Regions from separate parts of the Homo sapiens genome. Here region 1 is linked to region 2. Evidence: read pairs that join two places in POLR2A ChIA-PET (ENCODE). Cell type or tissue: PC-9. All regions are shown on one strand. Links, peaks and the distances in the headings refer to the core of each region. The heading gives the core; the rest is flanking DNA.

Region 1 (16,252 bases), core at 8,166-10,665, 1.7 Mb before region 2:
CCCTGGTCCTGGAGATTGTCCGACCACACTCTGCAGAGCTCCTCCCCAGGTCAGCTTGTTGATTCAGCCTTTGCTCTTTTGTCCTGTAGGTGAGGAGCAGGCAGATTCCTTAGTCTTCTGAGATTTCCTCTCTGCTCTTAATCCCAAAGAGTGGCTCTTGTGGTGGAATCTCAGGCTTTGGGAGAAGCTGTCCCACAAGAGGTGACTTCAGAGAATCTTGATGTCTGATCAATAAAAAGACAAACAGACTTCGTTAGGGAGAGGTTTAGGAAGGAACTGTTGCAATAGAGAAAGTGTTCTGACTATGAGATCTGCAGGCATCACAGGTAAGATAGAAAGAGGATTTTCTTGTATAAAAAGGGAGTAAACCAGGCTAGAAAGAACAGGCATGGGGAAGGGAGATGAGAGGGGGTGACCCTGGGACAGTAGATGGGAGAATGTTTTACCCTGAGGCCAGCCTGTCTCTGGAAGAGCATTAGGATAGATGGCCCGCTGGCTCATGCTGAGGGTAGGTTAAAATTCAGGGGCCTAGGTGAAGGAGAGAAACTTAACCCAGGTTTTGTTAACATGCCTTTTGTTCCAATTAATTAGTGGGAGCAAAATACTTAATGATTTATGAGACAAAGAAGGGGAATTTAAAGGGTCTGAGTCTGGTCTTATCATGGGTAAGCAAGGGGGCATCTAAGAGTCCTATCCAAGTCATATAGAAAGGATGCTTCATTGCAGTAAGCCTTTTCCTGGAACACAAAGGGGTGGAAGGATTTCTTTAACCATCATTATTTTCCAGAATCACAGAGCTCAGATAAAATTCAACATTGTCAGTCCCATCCTGGGACTTGAGTTGCACCCTGCAGGAAATAGACTAGATCCAGCATTTCTCCATGAGGACGAGATCCCCGTGGGAGCTGCTCTCACCTGGAGAGAAGCTTCCTCCCTGCTCTAGTGGGCATGGGCCAGGGCTCCGGGGGCTTTCCAGGCAGCGTTCTTGGGCGCTGCTCATAGCTCAGAGCTGGGCTTCCCTCCTCCCACCCTCCTACCCTCCCAGCTCCCGGCCGCCCCCTTCTCCGCCTGCCACACAGCTGTTTTGCCAACATCATTGCCTGATTATCTTTCAAGTGGCTTCTCGGAGCAGATGTTCCCGGCTCCTTCCTGCCTCGAAAACAAACAGGCGCCGTCTCTCCTGGGGAAAATCCCTCTGCTGCCACAGACTCTTCTTGAGAGGTTCGGCGATGTCTGTGAAATCTCTCTGGGCTGCTCTTTGCCAGGAATTTGGCTCTGGATGGATGGCAGGGGCTCCTCAGGTCTTTCAAGGTGTGTGTGGCCCCTCGAGGGGCACTGGGAGTGGGGAAGCACACTTTTAACAGAATCAGATTCCAGTCTGGGCGAAGCAAGGGTGGTATTTCCTTCTGTTACTATGTCTCGATCTTATTTAACCTTTTGAAAAACATCAACATCCATCAACTTTGATTCTGAAAGACCCTCTTGGGGGTTGTCCTTAGTTCGAAATCCCTGTTTGTTTCTGATAGCCCCACCAACAAGAAGATGTTGTCAGGCTTGCTTTTTGAGGTTTGTATTATGAAAGCAATAGGTTTTTGGTTTCCCTTTCATGAATATGAAAGTCTAGTATAAAGTTGAATGTGTATTTTAAAATGTGCTCATCTCATCTCCTTACCCACAGTGAGAATCAAGGCTCTTCGTGGCCCCCAGGCAGCTGCTTACAGGGTAGGCAGGATAATCTGGGCCACAGTTGAAAGGCCCTCTTGCCTCTCCAACCTGCTGTGTGCAAAAAATTGCACCCTCAGCAATTCCCTTTTTGGAGGGAAGGCTTGAATGCACAGGTAATACACATTGGCCACAGCCTCCAAGCTGCTCTGGCAGAGAAGGAGAGAGGCACAGGCTGGGGCTTGCCTGGGGAGGAAGATGGGGCATTGGGAAGACCGCAGCAGTGAGATCTCTCTGGAGGAGAGGGTCACCTGAGGATGCTGAGCTGGGAGGTAGGAAGGCAGGAAAAGGAAGCCCTCCTGGTGTGTGCAGAGGAATGCGGATTGCCAGCATTCTTGCTCGCCTTGGCCCGCCCAAGAACTCTGGGAGCTGGTAGCAGACAGAATAAAATCATATGTGAAATACGTTTGAGGGTCTGTTCCCAAGTTTTCCACTGATTTGGGATGACGTCCTTGCTTCTGTCCATTCTGAAATCCCCAACTCCTCCCCGACTTTGTCGCTAGAGTATCCTCCTCTGCCGCACTCAGTCCTGCCTTACTCCTCCCCAGCATTCCCCTGGAAGCGTGCACATGGCTGCATCTCATGGCTCCTGCGCTCATCATGCTTAGCAGACAGACTGTTGATCACCTGGTCCTGATTTGCCCCTACTGTGTTGGCCTCTGAGGTACCACCCTCTCCTGATTTCCATCTTACTTCTCTGCCTATTTCCTCTCTTTCTCCTTTGCTGTTTTTTCCTCACTGATCTGCAAATGTGCAGATTTCTGTGATAGGGCCCCTGCCCTCCTCTAATCTTTTCTTAGACCAGTGTTCTACGCATGTGAGATAGCATCCAGACACTCTGGGGTGATTGTCAAACATATAGACTCCTTAGCCCCATCTCTAGACATCTCTTTTGGGGAGCCTGGGGGCCCAGAAATTTGCATGTTCAACAAGCACCCCAAAGAGTCCAAGAAAGTTCTGCACTGCACTGCACTGCACTGCCGCATGATTAAGCCCATCCAGTCCCAAGGCATTGCCGAGTATTTACCTGCTGACAACTCCCCATTTCACATCTCCAGCTCCAGGCTTGTATCTCCAAATCTACTTTATGTCTCCATTTGGATACCACCCAAGCAACTGAACCTGAGCATCTCCAGAAGGAAACTTGATTTTCCTCCCCAAACCATTTTTCCTTAGTCCCATCCCTGGAAACGAAAGCACCAACCTCCAGCAGATCCTCCAGACCTCCCATTCTGCCAGTCCTACGTCCAAAACGTTAACAAATCCTGCCAGCCGTGTTCACCTTCAGAACACTTTTCTACCTGGCTGCATTTCCTTCCTCTGGTACCACTGCCTCTCTACTCCAAGCCACCTTTATCACTGCCCGGATGTCTGCAGTGGATGCCTAAATGGTCTCCTGCCCTAACTCATTCTTCTGCACCAGCTAAGGAGGAAGTATGAAACACACAGCAGCCCCTGTTGCTCCCTTTAGTGGCTTCTCATCGCACTTAGAATGAACTCCCTAGGCCCTATGCCGTCTAGCTGCTGCCCACCTCTCCCCCTCCTCTGTTGTCACTCTGTGCCTTGCTTCATGTTGAACTTCTTTCTGTTCCCTGAATGGGCCAAACACTTTCCTGCCTTAGGGCTTCTGTACATGCTGATCCTTCTGCCCAGAATGCTCTTCCCTGGTTCTTCAAGTGTTTTTGTTTATTTTTATTTATTTATTTTTATTTTATTTTATTTATTTATTTATTTATTTTTTGAGACGGAGTCTCGCTGTGTCGCCCAGGCTGGAGTGCAGTGACGCGATCTCGGCTCACTGCAAGCTCCGCCTCCTGGGTTCACACCATTCTCCTGCCTCAGTCTCCCGAGGACCTGGGACTACAGGTGCCCACCACCACACCCGGCTAATTTTTTGTATTTTTAGTAGAGACGGGGTTTCACCATGTTAGCCAGGATGGTCTCGATCTCCTGACCTTGTGATCCTCCCGCCTCGGCCTCCCAAAGTGCCTTCAAGTGTCTTTGGCTCCTCCCTATCCTTTAGGTTGGAGTTTCCTGACTTCCTTGTTATCATATTATTTCTTTCATCCTATTATTTGTGATCATGGCAATCTGTTTATTCTTCCACAGACACTCATAGTTTTTAACTATACATGTGTTAATAATTACTTATGTCTTTTTGGTTCCTTTTACAAGACAGTGTGTTCTACGAGGGCAGGGACTATTCTGTTTTCCTTACCTAGTGCAGAGTAGCACCTGACAAACATTTGTTGAATGAATGAAGTGAATTTCATTTCATCCAGTTATGTACCATTTGGCTCCAGCCCTGTTATCCTATTGCACTCTATTCTGTTCAGACCTGTTTGCAACTATTCTGCCCTGTGCTGGTCTGCTGAATCCTATTCTATTCTGCTGCATCCTGTTCTAGTCTATTCTGTCCTGTTCCATTCTGTTCTGACCTGGTCTAGTCTACTCTGTCCTGTTTTATTCTGTCCCATCTTGTTCTATTCTATTCCAGCCTGTTCCAGTCTGGTTCTACTCGCTTCGTCTGTTCCATCCTCTCCTATTCTGTTCCATTCTAGTTTGCTTTTTTCGTCCTACTTCTTTCTATCTGTACCATACTATTCTTCTTGCTTCTATTCCATCACATCCTGCCCCAGTCCACACTGTTTGCTCGATTCTCATTGACTTCATCTCATTTAGTCTCACTCCAGCACATTTCACCCCGGTACTTTCCTCAAGCTTTTTGGAATACCTGCTTTGTGCTCAGTCTTCTTCAAGGGAGCCATGCGATTATGAGAGAAAGAAACATCATCCTGGGCCTGAGATGACCCCTCTAAAGGGTGAGTGAATGGGGAGAGAGGAGAGATTGACATCGGGGTCTTCACTGACCTATGATGGGGCGTGCTTGGTTAGGAAGAGAAGGCAATGGCATGAGAGGAAGCAGGGAATGGGCCCTGGAGTGTGGGTGATGCTCTGAGGACTTTAGCATGGGAAACTTAAGCAGGAGCCTGGGGCTGGGGCAGGCAGAGAGTACAAAGTAATGGGAGATCAAGGTGCAAAGGTAGGTTTTTCTCTTTCTGTGGTTGACTGGTGCTTTGATGTTTTCAAAGAAGGACACTTGCATGGTTTGGAAATGACTGTTGGGACACCATCCAGCCTGCTGCCATCAGGACATCAGAAGAGGCAGTGTTGTCCAGTGGAATGGGAATCCCTGGGGAGGCTGCTTAGCCTTTCTAAGCCTCAGTTCCCACATCCGTAAAATGGTCATAATAACACCTACCTTGAGTTTTGTGAAGATAAATAGCTTAGACTCCTGTGCAGAGGGTTGGCAAGCACTCAGTCCAGCACCTGACCTATTGTAGGTGTCCACGCAATGTTCACCCTCTCCTACCTTGCCACTGATCACTCTAGTCCACCCTGATGTTACTAGGTTAGCTCTGAAATCAGTTCTCCCCATTGTGAAATGGAGACAGTGTGAAGCAAGCAGGAAGTATTAGAGAGGCTCTGTAGAATTGTGGTTTTGAGCTTGAAGGGTCTGGATGCATGACAAATGTTTGTTGATTGAATGATTGATTATAGCTCCCTACATCCACCATAATACTTAGCATGGAGGTGGGAGCACATAGGAGGTACCTAATAAATAACCATGGACTTGTAACAAATATAAAAAGAACCTGAAAGAGTAGAAGGTGGGTGACACCCTTTCCAAAGCAGACCAGACAGGTAGATGCTGGGACTGAGCTGATGAAATTTGCACCAAACCTCCAAATATATTCAGAATCAGGGAATTAGGAGACAACGGAGGAGGCTGCCAAAAAGAATTTATCTCTGAAGTGGAGCTTGGGGAATAGCACTAATATTTTCGGAAATTGAAACTCCAACCATGAAATTGCCTATCATTTATCATACATGGTCTCTCAAAGGGGAAACGGGAAAGCATTTAGTCTTATTGCTTTTTAAACACATGATTGCTGAGCATAGCCATCCAGGCTGAGGTTTTAAGAGACAATGTGTCTGAAAGAGTCTGGCCAGCAAGTCACTCCAACCTAATGCAAGGCTGCTCTCTGCAGACTCTCCTATGCCAAGCACCCTGAGCCACGCGTGGTGAGGGTGCAACCCAGGCCAGGCTTGGGTGACTGGGTGTGGTGCCAATTCTAGCTTTCATAGAAAACTCTAAGTCTGAATTTTCCCCCAGCTCCTTCTTGATGCCCAATAGCTATCTCATTATTAAAGTCATTTGCACTTTTAGTTCCAAACTTCTTTGGAAAGGGTCCCACTGATGACTTCCACTTCCACCTCTATATTGATGCTTATCAAATTTCTCTTTCCTAGACCTACTGGGGATTTCAGGCCTCTATGTGAAACCACCACCCAGGTCTCTTCAACTGAAATGCCCATAGGTTCATCAAATGCAGCATGTTTGAACTGTAGACAACATTCTCCCAAGCTTCCTGGCTTGGCAAAAGGCATCCCTGCTGCCCTGAGAGCTGGAACAGACTCTGAGACACAGAATGACAATCGCCCATGTGTGTCAGCAGTTTGAAGGTGGCATTCTGCTATCACAGGGCTCATGATAGTTGATCTCCCAACAAGGGGCAGGTTGAGAATATCCACTAGTGGATCTGAGGTCAGTGAATAGGAAAGGAGGCTGGGGACTTTCTGGAGCAGCTCTTATACAGTGAGCCCAGTGTTTGCACTTGGACTGATATATGTTTGAAATTGTAAGGGAGACAGGAGGTGAGCACAGACTAAAGTCCTCTCAAGCCACCCTTCTGCTCCCAATAAGCTTGTAAGGAGAGCAGGGAAGGAACTGTTAAATTGTTATTACCATCCATAGATGAAGAACCTGAGTTTGCAAGAGACTGTATAACTTATCCAAAGCCACAAAGCTAGAGGTGGTGTCCATGAGATTCCCACCAGGCCTCCTGATGACCAGCATCGTGTTCTTTCTCCTGAACAGAGAAGTGCCCAGGACAATGGCCAGTACACTTGACAGCGAGTCAGAGGATGTGAGTTCTCACTCCTGCATGGCCACTAAAAATACCCAGCTACTGCCTGCTCTGCAGTCCTTGAGTGGGCCCTGGGAAATGGGGGTGTCTATGAAGCAGCCCCCCTGGGGCTCTGCACTCTCCCTGGACAGTGCATTCTCACCTCTGGCTACAGTGACCATCTCTGTACTGATGACATCTGGATCCTCATCTTTAACCCAATCTGTAGGACACCTCTCTTGGGAAACCCTACAGGCACCACTAAGTGAATATGTGTTTTGGGAATTCCAAATTCCTTCCTGGAAATCTTCATCTCGAGCCCTCATTAACTTCCTTCCCGCCAGAAAGGCTCTCAAGTTAGGTTTCACTGATTTTCTCTCACATTTCTTCCAGAACCACCACCACAAATGGTTGTCATGAATGTGCCTTTGCATTCTGTGAGACTACTGTTGATTTTTGCATTGTCCTGCATGCTATCCAATGCCTCTTGTATAAGGATCACTAAGGCAAATGCCTGCTATAATTGAGTCCTGGCCAGGGTTGGGGGTAGGCTGGACACTGAGATCTCTGGAAACAGCAATATTTTTCCTTTTAGTAAACATCCAGACTCAAACATTTCCCTTCATAGCTTGATTACCAGAAAGCTCAGACAAAATGAAGTGCTCCATTCTAGCAATTGTATTAGCCCACATTGTAATATATATTTTTCTTTTTCTTTGTACATGTCAATTTTTTATTGTGGTAAAATATGCATAGCATAAAACTTATTTATTTTATTTTATTTTTTTTGAGACGGAGTCTCGCTCTGTTGCCAAGCTGGAGTGCAATGGCACGATCTCGGCTCACTGCGACCTCCGCCTCCCGGGTTCAAGGGATTCTCCTGCCTCAACCTCCCAAGTAGCTGGGATTACAGGTGCCTGCCACTCTCGGCTAATTTTTGTATTTTTAGTAGAGATGGGGTTTCACCATGTTGGCCAGGTTGGTCTCAAACTCCTGACTTCAGGTGATTCACCTGCCTCTGCCTCCCAAAGTGCTAGGATTACAGGCGTGAGCCATGTGCCTGGCCTAAAACTTATTTTTTTTTTAAACTATTTTTAAGTGTACAGTTCAGCAACATTAAATGCATTCATATTGCTGTGCAGCCATCACCACCATCCATCTGCAATATTTTTTCTTTTATTAAAGATCCAGACTCAAACATTTCTCTTCATAGCCTGGTTACCAGAAAGCTCAGACAAAATGAAGTGCTCCATCCTAGCAATTGTATTAGCCCACGTTGTAATATATATTTTTCTTTTTCTTTGTATATGTCTATTTTTTATTGTGGTAAAATATGCATAGCATAAAACTTTTTAAAAACTATTTTAAGTATATAGTTCAGCAATATTAAATGCATTTATATTGCTGTGCAGCGTCACCACCATCCATCTTCAGAACGTTTTTTAAAATCTTCCCAAACTGAAACCCTATACCCATTAAACAATGATTTCCCATTACCTTCTCCCCTCAACCCCTGACAATCACCATTCTACTTTCTGTCTCTGTGAATTTGGCTTCTCTAGGCACCTCTGTACATGGGACCCTACGGTGTTTGTCCTTTTGTGACTGGCTAATTACACTTAGCATAACATCCTTAAGGTTCACCATGTTGTAGCATGTGCCAGAATTCCCTTCCTTTTATGTATGTATGTAGGTATGTATGTATGTATGTATGTATGTATGTATTTATTTATTTATGACAGTCTCACTCTGTCGCCAAGGTTGGAGTGCAGTGATGTGATCTCAGCTCACTGCAGCCTCCTGCCCACCCCCGGGCTTGAGCGATTCTCCTGCCTCAGCCACCTGAGTAGCTGGGAATACAGGCACGCGCCACCACTCTTGGCTAATTTATTTTTTGTATTTTTAGTAGAGATGGGGTTTCACCATGGTCAGGAGTTGGCCAGGCTGGTCTCAAATTCCTGACTTCAAGTGATCCACCCACCTTGGCCTCCCAAAGTGCTGGGATTACAGGCATGAGCCACCGCGCCTGGCCCCTCCTTTCCTTTGAAAGGCTAAATAATATTTCATTGTATGTATATACCACATTTTCTTTATCCATTGATCCATCAATAGACATCTGGGTTACTTTCACCTCTTGGCTATTGTGAATAATTCTGCTGGGAATATGGGTGTTCAAATCCCGACTTCGAATTCTTTTGGGTCTGTATCTGTACATGGTTTTTAATTTTCTGTTTTAACAGCTTTATTGGATGTATGCCTATTAATATAAGAAGCAAATATACCTGGCCAGGTGCGGTGGCTCACACTTGTTATCCCAGCACTTTGGGAGGCTGAGGCAGGTGTATCATGAGATCAGGAGTTCGAGACCAGCCTGGCCAAGATGGTGAAACCCCGTCTCTACTAAAACTACAAAAATTAGTTGGGTGCGGTGGTGGGCGCCTGTAATCCCTGCTACTTGGGAGGCTGAGGCAGAAGAATCACTTGAACCGGGGAGACGGAGATTGCAGTGAGCCAAGATCACACACTGCTCTCCAGCCTGGGGGAGAGAGAAAACTGTCAAAAAAAAAAAAAAAAAGAAGCAAATATACCTAACCTGTATCGGGTAGCACTGTATGCCTGGCACTGTTCTAGGTTCTGTGATCATTGTAATGTATATTTTACAGTTGGGCAATTGCTCTTTTTTGGAAGAAGATGGAATATCAGTTGTAACAAAGCCATTAACTAACTAAGCTGCCTCTACTTTCTTACTCCTGACATATTCTTCAGCCTGAAGCAACATGACTCCACCCCCAGCACCATGGAAACTGTTTTGGCAAAGGTCACCAGTGACCTTCATGTTGCCAAATCCAGCAGAGAACTTTAGGTCTCTTACTTGCTACTGATTTTGACCCTGTTGACTATTCATCCTTCCTGAACTTCTTCACCGGCACCTGGGACACCACCACTCTGTCCTGGTTTCCCCCTGTTTCCTTTTCTCCTCTGTCCCTTCGAAGGGTCCTTTCCCTTTGCAGACCCTCAAAGGTAGGCACTTTTAATAGCTGTCTCCTTGAGTTGCTATTTTTCTCTCTTGACACTGCCTTTCCTGGTGACTCCCGGTCTTCCATGTCACTGTAGTCACTGCCTCTTGGAGCCGATGACTTCCAAATCTCTACCTCTGGTGTTAGGCTCCATCCTGACCTTCAGTCTCACATATCCAGCCTATTGCATTTCTCTCTAGAATGCTCCACAGTTATCTTAGCCTCAACATGTCCCAAGTGGAGCTCATTTTGGCACCTCCCCCTGACCCACTGCCCAATCTCAGCAAATGACATCACAGACCCAGTTGCCTAAGCCACCAACCAATTGACCGTCTTCCAGTTTATCTTCAGACCTCACCAGTCCCACCTCCTTGCTACTTTTCAGGCTGATCCCTCTTTTCTATTCCTTTTCCTCATTCCAAATTCAGGTCCCATCCTCCCTAGCCTGCAGTGTTAGAACTAGCTGTGGACTGGTCCCCCTCTCTCTAGTCTTGCCCTATTCAAATACATCTTCCACAGCTGCCAGATGGATTAATCTCAAACACAGGGCTGACCATGTCCCCTCTATACTTAAAACTCCCTGTGTCTTCCTGGCCCTTGTAGGATACAATCTGAGCTCTGAGAATGGCATTTACCCCTTCTCCTGCCGCATCATCACCATTGCATGGTCCATCCTTCCTGTGAACGTGCACTGTGTTTCTACTACCCATCAGCAATGATGGGAGGGTACTGGAACTGGAACTGGGTGCAGTGATGAGAAATCAGACATGCTCTGGCCTCACAGCCGGAGGGGAGGGAGATAGTCACCCAAAAAATGTAGCACCACTCAGTCTGGTCCGTTGCATAACGAAAAAGAACCTGGTGACACAGGAGCATAGAAGGGGTAGGACTCGGGGGTGGGGGCAGAGCTCCAAGGAGAGGGAAAGGCCAGTGCCTGATCTTTCCTGGTGGTTCTGTACTCTCTCACTCTGCCTTCAGGATCCATCTCTTCTCCCTCTCCATTAATTCAGGCCTTCTTGATTTCTCACCAGGATTGCTTTAATGTCCTCCTACGTGATCTCCCTGCCTCCATCTCTTGACCCACTTCACCCACTGCTGCCAGAATGTCCTTTCTAAAACCCAAATCTGCCAGCCTGGGCAACATAGTGAGACCCCATCTTTACAAAAAATAGAAAAAATTTAGCTGGGCATGGTGGCATGTGCCTGTAGTCCTAGCTGCTTGGGAGGCTGAGGTGGGAGGATTGCTTGAGCCCGGGAGGCTGAGGTTGCAGTGAGCTGTGATTGTGACACTGCATTCCAGCTTGGGTGACACAGCGAGACCCTGCCTCAAAAACAAAACAAAACAAAGCAAAACAAAAAAGCTCACAAATCTGATCTTATTGCCCTTCAGCTGACAACTCTTTGATGACTGCTACAGTAAAATGTCAACTTCTTGGTGTGACTTCTGAGGCCCTTCACAGTTAGGTTTTCTTCTTTCCTACCTGAGCTGCCCTCCCCTCCTCGCCTCTCCTCCTCTTAGACTGCAACTCTGCCCCACTGCTCATGAGTTGCCGAACAGGGCGTGCGTGTGCGTATCTCCAGCCTTGGGCCATGCCGCCCTCATCACCATATTGCTCCTTCTGCCTTCTCTGTTTCCTGCTTACACGTCAAGGCCCCTCTCTGTGGAGCTGCCTCCTCTCTCTCAAGAAGGATGCATGGATCTGGGAGGATGCAGGATGCATTTCTGTGCCTTTAGGGCTCCTTCTGTGTCCACCTATGCGGAGCCTGACATGCCACAGTTTGCTGGGCAGCCTCTCTCCCAGCCTTAGTGAGCCTCTACAGGGAAAGAAAGATGTCTGGTTCATCTCTTTAATGCTGGGCCATGCAAGGGGTTTGGCAAGGAAAAGCTCCTCAGTAGCTATTTACTGAACACAGGATTCCAAAATCTGACCCTGTCCCAGAAGAGAAGGCACAGCCCCACCTCATGGAACTTTCAGTCTGTCTGGGTGGCACTGGTGGACCAGTCACTGTATTCTCCATTTCTGCCTTACTAGGTGACTCCACTTTTATTTAGGGCAGCAACAGGCAGCTCTTAAAGAAAAAAAAAAACACATATTCCAGAGCTTTGGGAGGCCAAGCAAGAGAACTGCTTGAGACCAGGGGTTTGAGACCAGCCTGGGCAACATAGCGAGACCCTGTCTCTATGAAAAATTTAAAACAATTAGCCAGGTGTGTTGGTGAATGCGTCTAGTCCCAGCTACTGAGAAGGCTGAGGCAGGAGGATCGATTGAGTCCAGGAGTTCAAGACTGCAGTGAGCTATGATTGTGCCACTGCACTCCAACCTGGGCAACAGAGAGAGACCCCATCTCTAAAATGAACGAACAAACAAACTCTGTTTCCCAAATTCTCCTAAAGCTATGGGTGTCCATGTGATGTGGTCTCACCAGTGAGCTATAAGCAGATGTCTCCTAGATGGGGATCCCAGAAAAGTTATTACTATTGTGATGAAAAAGGATAAACTCCCCGGCAGGCCCCATTTTGCCCTTTTCCCTTCCCAGCCTGCCTGTCTGGAATGCTGCCCTGTGAGCAGGAGGGAAGAAGCCACAATGTGGATGGTGGAGCAGGAAAGGAGTAGGCGCTGGGGGCCCTGTGTGGGATGAGAAGTTTCCATTCCATTCAAAAGGTGGTGAAAGCCACTGGAGGGTTTTAAGCAGGGAAGTGGCATGGCCTGATTTCCACTGTACAAAGCTGACCCTGGCTGACTCACGGTGAGTGCATTGGGAGGGCAAGAGTGAAGGCAAGGGCCTGGCCTGGGGGGTCCACCCTCCTTCAGCCTAGAGGCACCAGTTTCCACAGAGATGCCCATTGGCCTGGCCCTTATGGTCCCTTCAGAGCCCAAACATTGCTGGAAACTTTGCCCAGGAATGTGATGCCTGGGGCCACCAAGAGCACACCACGCCACCTTTGCCTGTCCATTCTGCAGATGAGCAATACAGACCCGGAAAGGCCTAAGGCTGCTTAGCTCTAAAATAATGGCTCACTCACCCAGTGCTTCTAATGTGGGGCCTAATCACTTGTGGTTAGAGAGGGAGCCCCACGTTCGGTCAGGAAGGGGTGGGGGCTGCAGGTAGGGGAGGGCATCACTGATGCCCAGGAGACAGACTTTAGTTCAGCAGTGAGGCAGTGCTGGCCCAGATTGGGGTGGCCATGGGGAGAAGGAGGAATGTGGACAGACTGGGATGTGTGTTGGGGGTGGGATGGTCAGGGACTTGCTGATAGCTTGGGTGTGCGGGATGAAGAGGGGAATTCGAGCTAACTCTGGGATATTTTGCTTAAGCACCTGAGTGGGTGGTGATGTCATTGACAGAGGTGGGAAGTCTAGGGAGCAGGGAGGAGGAGCAAGTTTGCAGCAAAAGCTAAGAGTTTGGTTTTAGCCATATGCATTAATTTTGAGATGGCTCCTAGTCATTCTCCTGCAGTTGAATACACACCCTGGGAGTTCCAAGGAGCAGCCAGGACTGGAGATGGAGGCGTGGAGTCAATGACGGAGACCTGGTATTTGATGCAATTGGATGGGATGAAGTTATCTTGGGACCATTGGGAAAGAAGAAAAGAAAGAGGCCGGGGGGTTCCCCCTGAGATTATCCTGCACATAGAGACTGGGACATGTGGCAGAGTTGGCTGAATAGACTGAGAAGGAGCAGACAGGGAGTAGGAAGAAACCCAGGAGAGGGAGCAGTGGAGGCCAAGTATAAAGCATTATAGGAAGTGGGAAGAGGTCCTGAATCAATCACTGCTGAAAGTTCAAGTGAAAGGAAAAGAAAGTGAACTGGACACTTAGGGGTCGGTGGTGACATGATGAATGCTGAGTCAGCTAAGCCATGGGGACAGAATGCCCACTAAGAAAGTGGAGGCAGGAGGTGCAGACGATTTTTTAAACACTTTTTGCAGTGAAGGGGAGCAGAACATTGAGATGGAAGCTGGAGAGAGAAGTGGAGCCCAATGGAGCTGTTTGTTTATCACAGGAGATCCTAGAGCAGCCTGTTGTGGATGACCTAATGGAGAAAGAGGAAGCGATGTGCAGAAGGAGGAGGTATCTACGGTTCAGATAACAGAAGTGGGATCCAAAACCCACATGGAGGGAATGGCCTTGGGCAGAGCAGTGGCCTTCATCCACAGGAGCAGGAGGGAGGCTGCCAGGTTTCACGATGGGAAGATGACTTTTCTGATTTATGCTATTTCCTGAGCAAAGCATGAGGCAAGTGAGGCTGGGGGTAGTGAGGGGTGTGGGGAGAGGAGAAAGGCTGAGACAGTTGCTCTGGAGAATGGGAACGTGCAAGACAACGGTAGCAGTGCTGTGGAACAACACCAGGGCCCAATTGAGATTTCAGGCTATGAATTTAGAGGAAGCCAGTCTGTTTTTTCTCTACCTTTATTTTGCTGTGTGGGTGCAGGCATTGAGTAGGTGGGTAGTTGGATTTAACCCAGGTTGAGCATGGTCTTTAAGTATGAAGAAGTAAGGGGAGAAAAGAAGATGAAAGATGGATGTGATGGCAGAGGGCTGATGGTGGTGACAGAGGAGGGTGAGGGGTGGGAGGGCTTGGCGAGGCGGAGGGATCACTTGTCATCTGGAAGGATGACAGGTGGTCTCCCGGTGGGATGTTTGAAGTGGAGATTGTGTGGATGGTGCCGTGTTCATGATGGTACAAGATGTGATGCCCGTGGGAGTAGGTGGGGAGGAGGGTGACAAATGGTTGGACCGACCTGGTAGAGGAAGAGAGAGGCACCAGTGTTGGGTGGATCTGCAAAGTGGATGTTGAAGTCACCAAAACTGATGATAGGATGAGGGTGGGGAGGAAGACAGGGCAGATGTGTCAGTTAAGTCTGTGATGAATGTGAGGTGCAACCCGGTGGGGCAGTGGTGACAGGTAGAGTGTATGGACATGGATTCAGAGAGGATGGCACTTAGAAAGGGAAAGGGAGGGCAAATGTTTTGGAAAAGGCAATCCCAGGGTCTGTGGGGGCGTGGGAGAGGAAACAGGGGGAACTGGTGTGTTGGGGGCAGCCAGGTGTCAGTTAGGGAGAGTTCAAAACAGAGGCTGAGGGTATGGGCTTGCTTGTAATGACAGGGTCTGAGTCCCCAGCACCGAGAGAGGGTGCTGTTCCTGGAGGCTGGAGGTCTCAGTTTCTGTGGGAGGCTTAGATTCCACATCTGTGTGGTTTCAAGTTCCTCAGAAGCAGAATGGTGTCATGGTCACTTTTGAGTGGGTGATAGGATGCTACGGAATGAGGGGTATGGGCTCAGCCCTGGACTTGCAGGAGCTTTCTAGCTGTGCCTGGGCTGATGGGCATGGAGTGCCCAGCCAGGCAAACCCACCAGTTGGTAGTAGGAGGCTGATGGCCTCACTTGTGGTGGGAGGCCCCGCCCTCCACGCTGTCCAAGTTTTGCAGATAAGAGACGAAACACATTTCGAGGGCAACTGAGCACTGGACACCATGCTGTGGCTTGGCAGGTGCCCGCAGCACAGGTGTGTGGGTAATTGTGTTACATGGGAAGATGCACAAAACCACCAGCCCTGGGCTGGCCTTGGGGGCAGGAGCAGAGAGGGGCTGGGCAGAGGTGGGACAGGGACATTACCTTCTTGCAACGAGAAGACACCTCAGGGCACAAGCCCAGGTTGGTGAGAACATTTGCATTTCTTTAAACAAATGCCAGAGAGATGGGGGAAATTCAGGCCAGTTTCCATAGAGATGCCCACTGGCCTAGCCTTTATGTTCCCTGCAGAGCCCAAACATTGCTGGAAAGTTTGCTCAGGAATGTGATGCCTGGGGCCACCAAGAATACACCATGCCACCTTTGCCTGTCCATTTTGCGGCTCAGCAGTACAGACCTAGAGAGGCCTAAGGCTGCTTAGCTCTAAAATAATGGATCACTCACCCAGTGCTTCGAATGTGGGGCCTAATCACTTGTGGTTAGAGAGGGAGCCCCACGTTCAGTCAGGAAGGGGTGGGGGCTGCAGGTAGGGGAGGGCATCACTGATGCCCAGGAGAGAGAAGAGGCTTCCTGGAGGAAGCGGATCTGAGCAGGACCTGGGCGGATGAGCTGGATATGGGGATCTGTGAGGATAGGCAGGGCTTTCCTGGGGCGGGGAATAGAGTGGACAAAGGTGTGGTAGTGGAAGAGTCGGCATGTTGCTGGGACAGTGAGGTGTTTGCTGAGTCTGTTTTCAGGCTGCAGAATTAACTGTTCAACTTGGCTGCTTTTGCACAGCTAGATTTAGGTAACCTCTTAGGCTGCTGTCAGCCTGACTACCTTCTTTAGACTCTAAGCTCGTTGGCTGGAAGGGAAAAGACTGTTCACCTGGTCTGCCCAGGCGGTCTCACTTAATCTTCTCATTAGCTCCTAGGAGCAGATGCTCTTGCGTCCATTGTGCAGCTAAGGAAGCTGAGGACCCACTGAAGGCTGAGGGTTTGACCCATCCCTCCCACTGCCTACAGGGCTGTGGACAGAGCTAGGAGCATATGTTGTGCACTCCTGACTGGGCATCCAGGAAGAGAGAAGA
Region 2 (16,252 bases), core at 4,572-7,071:
TGAGGTGCTGTTTGGGCGTCTCCCCAGCCACCTAGGTACAGATGGAGTGTGTTTGGCTTGTGATGGTGACAGAGGGGCGGCTGCCCTTCCTCGTACTTCTTCTGGCATTGAAGAAGCAGCTCTGAAATCTCCAACTGGGATAGGCCAAGAAAATTTGGATGTGGATACATGAATGCCTGGTTTCCTCTGAAGGTAGTCAGGTCTCAGGCGGCCAAGATCACTGGGAAGAAATGTGACTTTGCATTTGAAGTTCTCATTTGGGGAGACTTGGAGTTATCAGTCTCAGCTGGCTCCAGCCCAGAACAGATTAACTTTTATGAAATGATTGTCTCCAAACACACTTACTAAATGCAAAAACCTGCTGTGGCTCCACAGGCACCATGGGGCGGGGTGAGCTGCAGAGCTTCACTCTAGCTGGGATTGCTCTGCAGTCTGGCCCCCAGAGCATGGTGGGCCGGGAGGAGGAACCCCTGATTTAGATGCTGAAAACCTAGGCTTTGCTCTTGGCCCACCACTAATGAGTTGTAGGACCTAGGGAAATGGAGAAAGGCATACTGCTTCACAGGGAACACCTCAGGGCCCATCTCCAGGACTTTTTGTGGAGGGAATGGGAGGCCTCTGTGGCATTTTGATTCACAAATAGCTAATATTGAATTACAATGCATTCCTTGCCCCCCCCTCCCCACCCCGTGACATTGGACTGCCTACTTGTCCCTTGAACTTCAGCTTTTTCATCTGTAATACAGACATGATAAAATTCTGTTTGTCAGCATCTTCCAGGAAGCAGACATCAAGACAGGACTGTACATTCAAGGATTTTATTAAAAGAAACAGGTTAGGAGAATGGTCAGATAGCAATGCAAGTCTGATCTCTACTGAAGGAAAGAAGAAGGGGCAGTTGTAGGGAAGGGTCCTAGATTGCCAAGGAGGGTCCACAATGCCATCAGGGAGTCCTGCAGCCAAACTCAGCTGTCAGAGGAGTCCCATGTCTCCCAGGAATAGGTTTGTCTCAGTACCCCTGCTGGGTTCCGCTATTGCCTCTGGAATCAGCCCATGAGAAGTGCAGTCTGGTGCCCACACAGCTACAGTGATGGATTTCAGAGCACAGCAGCTGGAGCCGTTGGTCAATTTCATTGCCTGTAGTTGGAGGTCTGCGAAGAGCATTGATTCTCATGGGTACCACAAATACCTACACTGCCAGACGGCTATAAGGATAAGAGATGAATGTATGGTAAGTCTTACTTAAAGGATGATGTATGTGTGTACATGGGTACGTGTCTGTGTGTATATTCTTGGCTGTAAAATGCAGAAGGAGTAAACTAGACATGGAATCAGGAATCCTAGAAGGAGAAAAGGACTCTGCTCCTGGCCTTCAAATTTGCCCCTTAATTTAATCCTTCCCTTAACAGGGAAGTCAGGTACCCAAGGTCACAAAGTTAGACTGCAGCATGCCTCGGATTTGAACCCCGGTTGAAGTCTTGTGATGTTAACATTTTATGGCCCGATTGCTGTCACAGGCTTAAGATAGGGACCATTCAACCTGACAGCAGACGTCTCTCTCTCTCTTTTGCCATACCTAGAATTATGCCTGATATGCAGAGAGTACTCGCCAAATATTTGAGTGATGAATTCATTAACTGCAAGCTGAGCCCTTTAAACAAGCTTGTCCAACCCGTGTCTTGTGGGCCACATGTGGCTCAAGACGGAATGTAAATTTGTAAACTTTCTTAAAACATTGAGATTTTTTTACATTTTTTTTTTTTTTTTAGTTCATCAGCTATTGTTAGTGTTAGTGTATTTTATGTGTGGCCCCAGACAATTCTTATTCCAGTGTGGCCCAGGGAAGATCGGACACCTCTGCCTTTAAGCTTGGTATCTGGTCTAGCTCACCTAGACTCCATTTGGGTATTCCCCCCTTTTAGGCCTCCCTAATAGTGCTGTTCCTATGGGGAGGCTGGGATGCTTAGGTGAGAAGGACATCTTCCCTTTTTGCTGCCCACGAGGTGGGGGCATAAAGAGCCACTTGTGGCTAGAAAAGCAGGTGCATTGCAGGCATTAGCAGCTCAGCCCAAGAGTGTGAGCTTCCTTTCTCTGGAGTCTCTAGGCTGAAAGGGTCTTGGGAGGGGCATTCTGAGTTTTGGCTTTCAGAGCAGGCATTTATGGGGGAAGTGGGGAGTGGCAGAGTCAACCTAAAGCCCCCTTGTTACTGTCCTTGCAGTTGTTAAGCTCACTGTGGTCATAGAGAATTGCCCATGGAGATTCCAAACAGATGTCTATTCTAGTTTCCCATTTCTGATATGTGGGCCTCTTAGACTTTAGCTTTCTCACCCTCAACATACTCTAATTTGGCTGAACCTTTGTTTTTTTTCTTGGCCAAGAGCCTTGTCATTCTGGCATCTATAATTTTGGAGATTTGAGTGGCTGGCAACTGATAGAGTGCAGAAAGGCAGTGATCTTAGGGGACATTCCCATGGCATCAGCATGGGCATTTTTTATTTTTCCAAAAATCGGCCAGACTGAGGGTACAAATGGTTGTGACTGTCGTTAAGGACTTATTGAAGTCTTGCTTCACACTTTACTCAAGGCTATTTCCCACTCAGTAAAGGCAGCGTCTGCATCAAACACCCAATGTTTAAGGTAGTACCAAGCAGACAACAAACCTTTTTCTCTTACGGGGCTTAGTAGATGCTTATTGAAAATATATGAACTTTCGTTGACAAGATAATGCTACAGAAGGTTGTGGCTTCTTTCTTCCCTTTCTCAACCTCCCTCTGGTCTTTATCCTCAAATAACATTTTTGCCTGTTTCTTTTAAGCCAAATATGTGGAATTCAGAGATGAGTAAGACACAACCTCTGCCCTCAAGAAACTCACTGCCTCCCAGCCTGTTGTTTTAGTTTCGAGTTGAGTTGATGAAAGTATCTAAAGAAACATTGTTTTTAAGGTTTAGGATTCACATATGGAGGACAGTGTGATAAGATACACCCAGCAAACCGGAAGCCAGAGCAGTATATCAGCAACCATAACAGTCATAAACTGAGAACTTACTTTGTTCTTTTCTGCAGAATAGCCAAGGCATATTTTTGTGGATCATTTTTCTTCATGATGCATAACATGAAACATAAGGGTAATCTCTTCTCACAAATGGGGAAACAGAGTTAAAGGACTTCTTCAAAATCCTAGCTTTGAAACCGACACTCGACTACCACAGAACCATTTCTCTAAGAGGTGGACATCGGCAGCTTTCTAGATGAACAGGTCACAGAAGAATTTGGGGATTCAGCATGAGAGTGTATATGAAGCCTTTGGTACATTTTCTGAGTGCTTACTAAACATCCAATACAGTCAGTAGCTCTCATTTTTATTTTTATCATTGTTCATGTCATTTTCTCATTCCCCAGCTCTGGGGGCAGTTGGTGCATGGCTGTCACCCAGGACCCATGGACAATCCCCAAGGGCCAAATAACGCTGAAATTGGCATTGACCAAGGCTGCGGCCAAATGCCAGCCCATCAAGGCAAATGAGTCAGTTTGCCAGTGTCTGACCCAAGCCTAGGAGAAGAAACAAACCAGCCTCCCTCTCTCTAGTTCTTTGAAAGTAAGCCCTTAGCCTGATATGTTTGTTGCAGGATAGACCTGTGGCCCTCATAGTGCTCAGAACTGTCAGCAGAACTTCTTCACTGGAAGAAGGAAGATGCACATCTTTCATGGAGGTTGTGCTGTCTATCTGGGACAAAGGGGGAATCCGTTACAAAATCTGCTTCTTTTTGAAGCTGCACATTCAGAAACAGACTATGGCTAAGTGACACACTGGAGCAGATGGGCCAGGGCTGTGCTGGATTTGAAAAAGGCCCTCCTTCCTGAGCAGAATTAATGGAGCTCAGGTCTGGGGAGGGTGAGCGCACTCTTGGCAGGCAGCTGTCTTGTGTGACTTGTGCTGCACTCATCTGTGAAACATGTTGGATCTGAGAAATGAGTCTTGAATCCTGGGTCATGTTAGCATCAGAATCATCTTCTGTTAATTACATGAGACAATACATGTGAGGTGCTTAGAGCAGTGCCTGGAACACAGCTCACGTTCAGGAAATGCAAATACTTGTCAGCCCCAGCAACTTCTTCTGCTTTTAGTTGAGGGCTCTTTTCTTAAATCAGTATTGTGGGCTTTGAGATGGTATTTCAAGGAAACAGAATTTCCTACTCTGTTTAGGACTTGAACCAAGTACCCCCTAACCTCTCCCCAACCCCTCCCAACAAAAATGCACAGATTTTATTTAATTTTTCTTTTCAGAATCTTTATCCCTTAGAACCTAGACTTCTAGAATGACAAATATATTTAATATGGTTTCACAGAGTTTGTCTGGACCCCTTTTTGAGGAGAATTCTGGGGCTGATTTCAGACCCAGAGAAAAAGGATATAATGATTGATGAGTGATGTCTGTCACGGGTGCGAGAGAAGGGTGGGAGGTATGTGTGCCATGCTTTTACCATCTCTAACTAAATGAACTTCAAGGCCCAATTTCCTCGGTGAAGATGAATGCAAGGCTTATTTCCGAAGATGATGCCACTCTGGAGAGCAGCTGAGACCTCAACAGCTGTTTATCTTCCTGGTCATGTTTCTGGTTTCTGGCTGTTTCTTTTAACAAGGGGTCAGTAACTGAGGGCTTCTCCACATCTGCAGGGAGTTTCCTGCAGAATTAGGATGTGTAAAATAAACCCACAAAATCAAAGCCCCAAACAGATGCTGGAGATTATTTCACACTTGAGGTCATCCTTCTTGGAGAAGGGCATGGGGGTGGGTTGTCGGGGAATGATGTGGAAGGCCAAACCTGAGGGGCTGGACTGCAGCAGAACACAGTCAATGAAAAAAAGAATCTCAATCATTGGGGAGAGATCACCTCGGTGGATGGCCTTTCGCATTGCAATCCATTAGGAAGAGGAAATAAAGTGATGGAGGCCATCCCCTGCTCAGCCAGCACATGTGAGGCATGTTCACACACTGTCTCCCTCTCCCCACAAAATGCTCAAGCTTCTAGAATGTTTTTAATCAAGGGATTTAGGGCAGTGTTTTTCAACTTCTAGAATAAAAATGTTACAACCTTGGTCTGAGTGGTGAGGGCCCAAAGATACAGGGAAGGAAGTGGTAGATAACAAATACATTAATACCCTTTATTATGAGTTCATAATATTTTGTTAAATCTGAAATTCAGTTGTCATTTAAACAGAAGAGATTCAAATTCAAGTTATAGAAAAGTTAAAATTTCTAATTAGCAATATTTAAAGCAAGGAATTTTATACTTTATCATTTTAACTGTTAAGGGAAAAAAGTAATTTGAGTGTGATTGTTTTTCTTAAAGTTGAAGATCAGTATCCAGAATGTTTGGAGTTATCACTGGTCATGAACTATATTCCACGTGGAACCATATCTGAGTTTGTTTTGAAGTACCACATGTTCAAATCACTGAATTAGACTTTTTAAGAGACATAAAGTGTTATATTTCTGTAAGAGGTGCTTTCCAAACCCAAATCTAAAAATTTATCATTTCTGTTCCTTAAAGTATCATTTTAATTTACAACTTATTTTCCCTTATTTGGCAATTTGGATACAGTGTCTGAAGCAGTAAATGGATTTAACCCCAATCTAATTTTTCTGTAAGAAGTAGGAGAGAGTCTAAGAATGACATACAAACCTGTCAAACCTGTTAAAACGAGCTAGACTTTCACACTTTCACCGGTGGAAAATGCTGTTCCTTCATGTCAACTGAAGGTAACTTTGATCACATTTTAGTACATGCCTTAGGGTGGCAAAGGGCAGTTTTTGCAAGGCACAGTTTACTTGAGGGCCTTCCAATCCTTGGGCTAAATCAGAGAGAGAGGGGAGAGGGAGTGTGTGCGTGCATGCATGTGCTTTGTTTTGGAGAGAAGTGGGAGGCAAGGAGGAAAGAGAAGGACTGTAATGATGTAGTGACCGCCTTGGTCCTGGGCTAGGCAGAGGAAGTCTGTGCATGTGGATGTGTCTTAGTTGGGTACAACACTGAAAACATGAAGTGGTCATTTTCCAACCCAAGAACTGTAAGGGGTGGTAGTGGCTGCAGCAGCCAGGCCAGTGGTAGGGTCTAGAGTGGCCCCACCTGGACATACAGCATGTGGTTGCATTCCAGTCCAGGGGGACCGAGGGTAGAGCCAGGCCCAATGCCCTTGTGGGAGCCAGGAGTGAAAAGTGGGCAGAGCCTGAGGCAGTGGGAGGAAACCTGCCCCTGGAGGGCTTGATGCTCCTTACTCAGTGTTTCAGCCCAGGAGAAAAACCGCAAATACTTGCCTTGTGAGCCAAACCCTAGCTTAACAAGGATCAGCTAGTTAACATGTGAAAAGTTGTCCCAAATGGAAACTGGATAAACAGGTCTGGCCTGATAAATAGCTAAAAGGTTTCCCAGTCAGGGATGGGGTGAGAGAGGCTTGGACATTCTGGCCCGCAGGTCATTAATTATGCAAATTCTTACTGGGCTCTGGGAGGTTCTCAAGAACTTGGGCCCTGGGAGAGAGGGCCCCTCAGCCAGGCTGGAAGATGAGGCTCTGCCTGAACACTTGAGGAGGGCCTTTGCATACCCCAGGTGAACCTAGTAGAGGCTGAGCCCACCGGAGACGTTCCCAGCAGGCTTGAGTAAAGGTTAGGAAAGTGATTTCTGCATGCAATGTGATGTAGGCAGAAATGGGCAATTCGAAGGTCAAATGGGGCTCTCATTTACTAATGACTGTGGGCAACTTTCTGGTCCTTCCAGCCTCAGCCGCTTCCCTGTGTAAACTGGTGGAGCTGATAAGTTCCTGGAAGGATTATGAGGATTAACTGGAAAAATGTATGTAAAATGCCTTGTTGTACCTAGAAAAGAATTGTGCTCATATTTTTCTTCCCTGTTCTATCATTAAACTGTTCCCCCATCAATGCCCCAAAATCTTATCTGCTTATTTTTCTCTAAGAACTGGGTTCAAAATATGGTTTCAAACACTGAAGAATCAGAAGTTTGAGCTTTGAATCCTGGAGTTTCCCTAATTAGCTGTGTGACCTTGAGCCAATCCTACAGTCTTGGTATCCCATGAAATGGGAGGATTCTCCAGGTGATGGCTTAGGTACCCCCACCCCCCGCCCCACTCTGAGCTTCTTTCCGAACACTCAGCAGTAGGACAGGAAGATCTGAAAGCAAGGGGTCTGCTTCATGTAGCATGATAAACACTCTTTGGACCGGAGTCTGAACACTTATAGATATCAGGGAGGTTCACATTGCTCCAGTTCATACTCGCGCGTGGATCCTAGAATTGGGCCATGAGGTAATGCCGAGAGTATGTGAACTGTTATAAATTAATACACTGATCTACTCTGCAGTGAGGTTCTTTCGGCTCTGATTTCTCCTTTTATGGTGTCTTTAGAGACAGGCAGGAGGTTAGGAGGTAGTTGACAGAGGAGTTACAAACACGTGTATTCACTGCATCAGGGCTGGAGCTTAGCTTTTGTTTTTGAGTTAGTTCTGTTGTTTGGGCTTGGTTAATCTGTGCCCAAACACTGAGATTATTAGAAGGAAAAGACACCCTTAACTGGCCTCTTGCAGCAACAGACACTTGGTGGGAGGTAAGAGAAGGGGGAAATGGGACAAGGGAGAAAAGACCTTCCAACTCTACCCAACCGAGTGGACCTATGAAAGACTGAAATCTCCAGTTTAATGTAGCCAGAACTGAGGTCAGGGTCTGGCCATTGTCTGGAAACCAGAGTTGGAGTTCTGGGGCTGTCAGTGAAGACCTGTCTGTCCTAAAGGTCACCTCTGTTTCTATAGAAACAGGTGCCTGAGTGACCAGTGTTTACGAGTTAAAAGCAGGCTCCTTGCAGGACATCACACTGTGTCTTGCTCCAGCCACTGGCCATCTCTGCGGCCTCGCCTCTTCTCAGGACATTTTGTCCTGACCTCACCTACCCTGAGATCTTTTTGTTAGCTTTGTGTTCTGCCCTTAAGATATCACTTAAGAACTCCCTCTGGGTTCTTCATAGCATTTTAGCATTCTTAGTATGTTTTATCTCCATTAAACTTTTTCAGTGTTCTATGCTGAGTTTTTTGTATTTTTTGTCTCTGTCTACCCAAACTGTTACTTCTGCCTGAGCCTCCCTTTTATTGATTTTTTTAATCCAGAAATACTCCTACTCATCCTTCCAAACCCCCAAGTTTAATGACTCAGGAAATCTTTGCCGACCCTCTCAGATATTTAATTATCCCCTCCCCCAACCGTCACCTCTGTACTTTGCACAAATGTCCCATGAAGCTGATCACAGTGCATTACTTTATATTTTTTTACTTGCCTTGTCACTCTCTAACAATATAACCTCATTAAAAATGAGAGCCGTACATTATCTATTATCGATCAGGTATGGGGTGTAGTGTTTAAGAGATGGGTTGCCTGCATTAAAATCCCAGCACTACCTAGTATGGTAGGAACTTCTCTGTCATAACTTGAGATAAGTTCTTAATTGCCCTGTGCCTCAGTTTCCTAATCTCTAAAATTGGAATAATAAAAGTAACTACCTCATAGGGATGTTATGAGGATTAAATGGTAAATATGTGTAAAGCAGATAAGTGCTCAGTAAGTTTTAACTTTTTTTTTTTTGAGATGGAGTCTTACTCTGTCACCCAGGCTAGAGTGCAGTGGCGCGATCTCCGCTCACTGCAACCTCTGCCTCCTGGGTTCAAGGAATTCTCCTGCCTCAGCCTCCCAAGTAGCTGAAATTACAGTCGCGTGCCACCATGCCCGGCTAATTTTTGTATTTTTAGTAGAGACAGGCTTTCGTCATGTTGTCCAGGCTGGTCTTGAACTCCTGACCTCAGGTGATCCGCCCACCTTGCCCTCCCAAAGAGTTGGGAGTACAGACATGAGCCACTGCACCTGGCCAAGTCTTAGTTATTCTTGATGTTGATCCGAATTTCTAGGCTTCATTATTGCATTTGGACCTTAACACTTAATCAGTAGATGTTTGCAGGTTGGCTTTGTACTGTGTGTCTCCCTGACTGGACCGTGTGCTTGCTGAGGCAGTGTGCGGGTACACCTGCTCCTTGGCATATGCCTTGGCTTCACATCTTGCCAGGATGGGTCTCTCGTCCCCATTTCATAGATGAGGAACCCAAGGCTCAGAGAGGTTGAAGGACTTGCTGAAGGTCACTTTAAAGACCAGAATATGGTAGAAGTCCTGGAACTCTGAATGGGAGCTTAGACCCGGTGCTTCCAAAATGCCATCCACCCTGTAGCTTTAAGGCTCTGGACCCTGAAACCAAATCCATGAGGGATGAGCTGGAAGAGCCAGGCCGTGTGACCCATTTTCCGCTGTGCTGGGAGCTTGCGCACCCTCTGGAGCTTCCTTGCTGTGACTGCCTTCCACTTCCTAGGCTGTCTTTTGTAGGTCCATGTTTGGGCCTTAATGAGCATCCAGAGACTTTTTTTTTTTTTTTTTTTTGCGACACAGTTTTACTCTGTCACCCAGCCTGGAGTGCAATGGTGCAATCTCTGCTTGCTGCAACCTCTGCCTGCTGGGTTCAAGCAATTCTCCTGCCTCAACCTCCTGAGTAGCTGAGATTACAGGTGCCCACCACCACACCTGGCTAATATTTTTAGTAGAGACAGAGTTTCGTCATGTTGACCAGGGTAGTCTTGAACTCTTGAGCTCAGGTGGTCCACCCACCTCTGCCTCCCAAAGTCCTAGGATTACAGGCGTGAGCCACCGTGCCCAGCCCCAGAGATTATTTTCATAAGCTTTCCCTGGGAGTTCACTTATGAAAACGGGTTGGGAGGGTCTACACTGGTCCCTACAGTTCCTGGGGTAGATGTGCAGGTAATGGTCTCCCCATTGTTTCCCAGTGTCTTGCATTTCCTCTCTCTCCCATTTCTTTTTTCTTTTGTTGCCTTGCCTTTTCTTTTCTATTGTCTCTTCTGTCTTCCCTCTCTCTCCCTTTTTTTTTTCCTTTTAATTACATTTATTTTAATGCTGAATTTACTCCCGTGCCATAAGTTTTTGTTTCTTCAGTTTCTTCTGGGATATCTTTTTCTTCTGGGCAACCTCCTCTTCTGGTTTAGGAACAATCTGTTCCTTTTCCGTAAGGATCATCTCAATGTGGCAGGGAGAGCTCATGTATGGGTTAATCCGACCATGAGCTCTGTAGGTCCGGCGGTGCATCTTAGGTGCTTTGTTCACTTGGATATGCTCAATGACCAGAGAATCTACATCTAAACCCTTAAGTTCAGCATTACTCTCTGCGTTTTTAAGCATGTGCAGCAAGAATTCAGCACTCTTTTTGGGCCACCGACCTTGTGTCCAGCCCCACTGCTTGGCCTGCGCACACCTGCCAACTCCACCGTTGTAATGTCGGAATGGTACACACTGTTTCTGTAAAGTGACATCTTTCAGATACTTCGTGGCTTTTCGTATATGCATACCCTTGATGGCCTGAGCAGTTTCACGAGTGTTCTTAAAGTGAACACGAAGATTGGAACCTCTTGATTTGCCTGATTTCGTGGGGTTCTCCGGGTCAAGTGAATAGCGAACCATTTTCACAGATTACCTCAGGCTGCTTAGGAAAAGAGCTCTCTCCCTTTTCTTCCTTTTTTCTCCTACCTCCCTCACAACCCTCTTTTCTTCCTTCCTTCCTTTCCTTTCATTTGGTTTATTTCCACCTACTAGGTTTTTATTATATTTCATCTAGAATAATGACCTTAATGCTCTAACGATTTTTTTTTCTAAAAGTAGCTTGTGTTCAACATAAAGTATTCAAACAATCCAATTGAAAGCCAAGAAGACAGTAAAAAATTACTCCATATCCTACCACAGAGGATTAACTCTTGTTAACAGTAGATGAGGATAGTCACAGCTGTCTGTAACAGGAGATGGGGAGGGGTAGAATAAGTGGATTGATGGGTGGACATGCAGATGCAGAAACTGATACATCCTTTGATTGACTGAAACGCTTCTTCATAAAAAAAAAAGGTGGGGGACAGTAGGTGTTATTTAATAACATCTACTAAATCCCATTTATTTCCTGGAGTTTAAAAATAACATAGCTGATGAGGTTTTAAAATACGCTTTGGGAACCTGGAACAGAGAGAGTTTGTGTTACAGAGACTGCCACGGGGAGTGCACAGTACTCACGGTGCACATGATGCGTAGAAGAAAGAAATGGGGGCTTGTGCTGGGCTTGCACTCTTGGTCCTCTGCCTGCAGGCACTTGGAGATCCTGAAGTCAGAGGACAGCCTGAAAACAGGAGAGAAGAAACAACAGGGGTGCAGTCTCAGCATGGGAGTCCCTCCCTTCTCTGACCCCCACCTTGAGCTGATCGCCATGCAGGTTAATAGCTTTCACTCCGGGTTTCCTTGCCTTCCCCCTGCCCACCCCCAACTTCTGCCCCTGCCCTGGTGTGCCCTGGCAGGCGCAGACCCTGCAGTGGCTGCACAGTGGCCCTTGGGGACATTCCGTGGCTACAGCCACTTTGGCTACTCTGACATGTTCGTCCTTGTTCTCCAGGCAGCCGTGTTGGAGGGGATCCCACCTCAGCCATGGACGGTGCCTGAAGCGGCCCTCCCCACCCCACAGCAGCTGATGGGGGTCCTTGGATACCAACTAGATGTCTTCTTTCTTGTGGCAAATTCTCTTTTGAGGCTGTGTGTGCCAGGCACACCCAGATCCTCAGAGACAGTCCACAAGTGTTGAGCTTCAGAAGGTCTTTGAGTTCCGTTTGTGCTCGAGTTTTTCTGTTCTCTTCCTCCCGACTGGCCCATCTTGCATATAGAAGGGTCTTAAGAGACAGCCTTTGCCATATGCTAAAAGGTTCCATTTTACCCATATGCCAGAGCCTTTGTGCTTACTGGGCATGTATTATCAGAGCTGGGAGGGAAAATTATTTCTTCTCTGGACAAACAAAGTCCACCCCTAAATGATCTGCCTTGACTAAGCCAGTGGCTCATGCCTGTAATCCCAACATTTTGGGAGGCAGAGGTGGAGGCTCTCTTAAGGCCAGAAGTTCAAGACCAGCCTGCATAATATAGCGAGACCCTATCTCTAGTAGGTAGGTAGGTAGATAGATGGATATATTAGATATAAAGAGAGATAGATGGATATGTTAGATGAATTAGATAGATTAGATAGACCCTGTCTCTACTGATTGATTGATAAATAATAAATAGCCTGCCTTGCCCGCTGTATTAGTTTCCAGGGTATGCCATGACAGATGACTGTAAAGTTAGTGGTTTAAAACAACAAAAATTATTTTCTAACCATCTCAGAGGGGAAAAGTCCAAAGTCAAGGTGTCATCAGGGTTGGCTTCGTCTGGAGTCTCTGAGGGTGAATCCTCACTTTCCTCTTCCAGCTTTTGGTGGCACCCAGCAATCACTGGCCTTCCTTGACTTTTAGGCACATTGCTCAAGCCTCTGTCTTTGTCTTCAAGTGACCTTCTGCTCTGTGTGTTTCTGTGACTGAAAATCCCTGTGCTTTCTCTTATAAGGACACCTGTCACTGGATTTAGGGCCATCCTAAATCTAGGATAATCTCATCTCAGGATTTTTTTTTTTTTTTTTTGAGATAGGGTGTTGCTCTGTTACCCAGGTTGGAGTGCAGCCGCAAAATGGCTCACTGCAGCCTCAGCCTCCCAGGCTCAGATGATCGTCCTACCTCAGCGTCCTGAGCAGCTGGAACTACAGGCATGCACCACCACACCCAGCTAACTTTTTGTATTTTGTGTAGAGACTGGGTCTCACCGTGTCGCCTGGGCTGGTCTTAAACTCCTGGGCTCAAGCAATCAGCCCACCTCACCCTCCCAAAGTGATGGGGGTGGGGTGGGGGTGGGGGTTACAGGCGTGAGCCACTGCACCCAGCCAGGATTCTTTTTTTTTTTTTTTTTTGAGACAGAGTCTCGCTCTGTCGCCCAGGCTGGAGTGCAGTGGCGCGATCTCTGCTCACTGCAAGCTCCGCCTCCCAGGTTCACGCCATTCTCCTGCCTCAGCCTCCCGAGTAGCTGGGACTACAGGTGCCCGCCACCACGCCCGACTAAATTTTGTTTTTGTATTTTTAATAGAGACGGGGTTTCACCGTGTTAGTCAGTATGGTCTCGATCTCCTGACCTCGTGATCCACCCGCCTCGGCCCCCCAAAGTACTGGGATTACAGGCGTGAGCCACTGTGCCCAGCCCAGCCAGGATTCTTAATAACATCTGTGAAGATTCTATTTCCAAATAAGGTGATATGTGCAGATTCCAGGGTCAGGACTTGGGCATATTTGGGAGAAGGGAGGGCACCATTCAGCTCACCACTTCCACCTTATGGAGCATTGACGACCTCTTCAAACATGTTTCACGCCTCAGGGAGCATACATGCAGGGGGCTGGCTGGGTGCCTGTTCCACAGACCTCACATCCTTTATCCTTTATGTCCTCCACAGTACTCAGCACTGTGCCGTAAGCATATCTTTGTTTCATGCCAAACATGCTAATTTAGGAAAAATAATAAATTGGGTGAAAATTTCTCTGGGCTCCGGGTAGGGGCATTCTTTCATAATCAGAAAAAGAAATGTAGAAGCACCAAATTGTATCATGAGCATTCACAAAGATTTCTTGTGCCTACTTCCACGGATGTACAAGGTCTACTCAACAAATGTGGCCTTTGCCTGCCAGCATCTTTGGGGCCGTGGGAAGGATTTTGAAAATGGTGTACTCTCCATGTCTGTGTCTCAGGTCCAGATCGTGAGATCTGCCAAGGTGGGAGATGCCCTTTAGATATGATGACAGAAAAGTGAGCCAAGAATTCTGAGTATGTGAGTGGTCATGTGGGAGATGGGTAGCAAGCAGTGTGTGGGTTAGAGGGGGCGAAAGAGTCACAGAGAAAATCGGGAGACAAAGTCCAAAAGGAAACTGTTCTCAGAGTTCTTCATCTTTATCCTTGATCCTTTCTTAGTGTAGCCTGGGTCTGTGATATTGGCTGTAATTATATATGTGATTTCTCATTTCTGTATGGTATGTTTTTGTTCTGTTTCAGTATGCAAGTGGCGGGGGGTTGGGGGGGTGGGTAGGGGGCAAAGGGAAGGATTGATTGTGAATAAGGAGGAGTTGTATACTTGTGGCCTGCCAGATAGAAAGGGCTTTTCAAGTGCCAGCAGCTCCCATCCTGGGCCAGAGGGTATGTAGGAGGGAGTCTGATACAGGGGCAAGGTAGGGCCAAAGGCACCCCGGGCTGCCTGTGAGAGGAGAGTGCTGACCTCTGTGATTGGCCCTTTCTTCAAACGGAGCTGGTGCCGTCTGAAAGCAAATTAAGATTTTTTTTAACTTAAACCAATTGGATTTGGTAATAAATCACACATAACGAGAAATCTGGAGGTAGCCAGTCTGAGGGCTTGCTAATTTAGCAGCTCAACAATGGCAGATCTCTGGGGTGGCTTCTCTGAGTTTTTAGTGGCTTTTCCCTATTTGCAAAATAATTGTGACAGGTCCAGGCCTCAGCTTTGATGGGTGAATGTCTATGTCAGGTGGAAAGGAAGCACTTTTCCTTTAGGCAGTTGTTGCTAGAGAAGAACATCTTTCTAAGATGCCCCTAAAGACATTCCGTTAGAGTGCCTTCGCCAGAATAAGTGAACATAATTCTTTGGGTGTTTTGTTTTTTTTTTAATTATTTTACTTTGAAACAGTCTCAAACTTATATGGTAGTTAAAGCCCTGTACGAAGAGTTCTTTTGTTTTCGGACTTACTTGAGAGTAAGTTGCCAATGTGATACATTGCCACTCCCCCAGGTTTCCTGTAAACAAAAAAATTCTCATACATAACCACAAAGCAACCATCAGAATCAGGACATTCATATTGATATATTGCTACCACCCAGTCCCCAAACATTCAAGTTTCACCAGTTGTCCTGAGTGTCCCAATAATGTCCTTAGAGTGGAAGTATCTGATTCAGAATCACACGCTGTATTTAGTTGTCGCATCTCTGGTCTCCTTCAGCCTGGAAGTATTTCTTATTCTCTTGTTGACTTTCGTGACATGATCTTGACATGTTTGAAGAATATAGACCATTATTAGGTAGCATGGCCCTCAGTTTGGGTTTGTGCAGTGTTTCCTCATGATTAGATTCAGTCGATGAATTTTTGGCAGGAAAATAACAGAAGTGATGGGGTATTCTTATTGTATCCTGTTAGGTGATACAGCTTGTCCATTTGCTCCTTTATTCAGCCATTTATTGGTGTCAGCATGGACACATGGATTTCCCTTCTACTCAATGGGTTTTGACCTGTTACCATTATTATTTGCTTTGAAGCTCTAATTGCCCCGTATTTGGCTAGTGAGAGCCACTTTGGCCTGGCTTCAGTGTCTTTTTTGACACATCTCCATCACTCTTTGAGCACTTCTTCACTTTCAGGTATGACACGATGTTTCAAGCTTGTATTTTACCAGTCCTAGCCCTGGAATCAGCCATTTTTCCAAGGAGCCCTCGTCCATTTTTTTTGGAGAATAGTATTTACAAGCCAAAATCTGGACAATAAATGTACCTGTTGCTCTTGTGGTGTTGCTGCTCCTAGACCCTTGCAGTCAAACAGAGCTGGGCAATGCGTCTTATGTATGTAAGCACATATTTATTATGTGTGTATTTCTGTATTCATCTGTATATTAAAAATTGTCAGTTCACACACATCTCAAATTCCGAATAACATCATAAGTTTCATTTTCATTTTCTTTTTTTTTTTTTTTTTTTTTTTGAGACGGAGTCTCACTCTGTTGCCCAGGTTGGAGTGCAATGGTGTGATCTCGGCTCACCGCAGCCTCCGCCTCCTGGGTTCAAGCAATTCTCCTGCCTCCGCTTCCTGAGTAGCTGAGATTACAGGCGCGTGCCACCACACCTGGCTAATTTTTGTATTTTTAGTAGAGACAGGGTTTCACCATGCTGGCCAGGCTGGTCTCGAACTCCCGACCTCAGGCGATCTGCCCGCCTCGGTGTCCCAAAGTGCTGGGATTACAGGTGTGAGCCACCGTGCCCGGCTCATTCTCATTTTCTCTCTTTCTGCAGTTGTAACTCTCTTCTCTGGCCATGAGAAATCTAGGTTCCATTATCTTTTATATTTTTACTGTGTACTCCGTCACCCTGAATGTAATCAATTTCACATCACCACTGTCCCCCTGCCCTATGTAGATGCCCAGTTAGCACCATGTCACCCTCCCTCATATGTGGATGCCATCTCCCTGCCACTAGGGCTCTGACAC

Evidence for each region. Peaks named below come from ENCODE experiments on the same cell type or tissue, not always from the same donor. Only the 100,000 strongest peaks of a DNase experiment are listed, where the experiment ranks them.
Region 1: POLR2A ChIA-PET joins it to region 2 with 6 read pairs; 1 of 35 experiments calls an interaction of 5 or more read pairs at or near these places.

The regions. Positions count from the first base shown.
Region 1 is chr15:69,647,319-69,663,570 of GRCh38, forward strand. The region is part of intron 1 of PCAT29 (prostate cancer associated transcript 29); the gene reads left to right. Among named protein-coding and RNA genes, the nearest start is that of PCAT29, 63 kb to the left of the region's middle. In PC-9, for the core only: no CTCF peak of the experiment used is centred there; no DNase peak of the experiment used is centred there.
Region 2 is chr15:71,331,142-71,347,393 of GRCh38, forward strand. All of the region lies in intron 6 of THSD4 (thrombospondin type 1 domain containing 4), which reads left to right. It also overlaps the pseudogene RPL17P39. Among named protein-coding and RNA genes, the nearest start is that of THSD4-AS1, 150 kb to the left of the region's middle. In PC-9, for the core only: no CTCF peak of the experiment used is centred there; DNase peaks (open chromatin) are centred at 5,750 and 6,390; H3K4me3 peaks cover 636 bases; H3K27ac peaks cover 2,500 bases.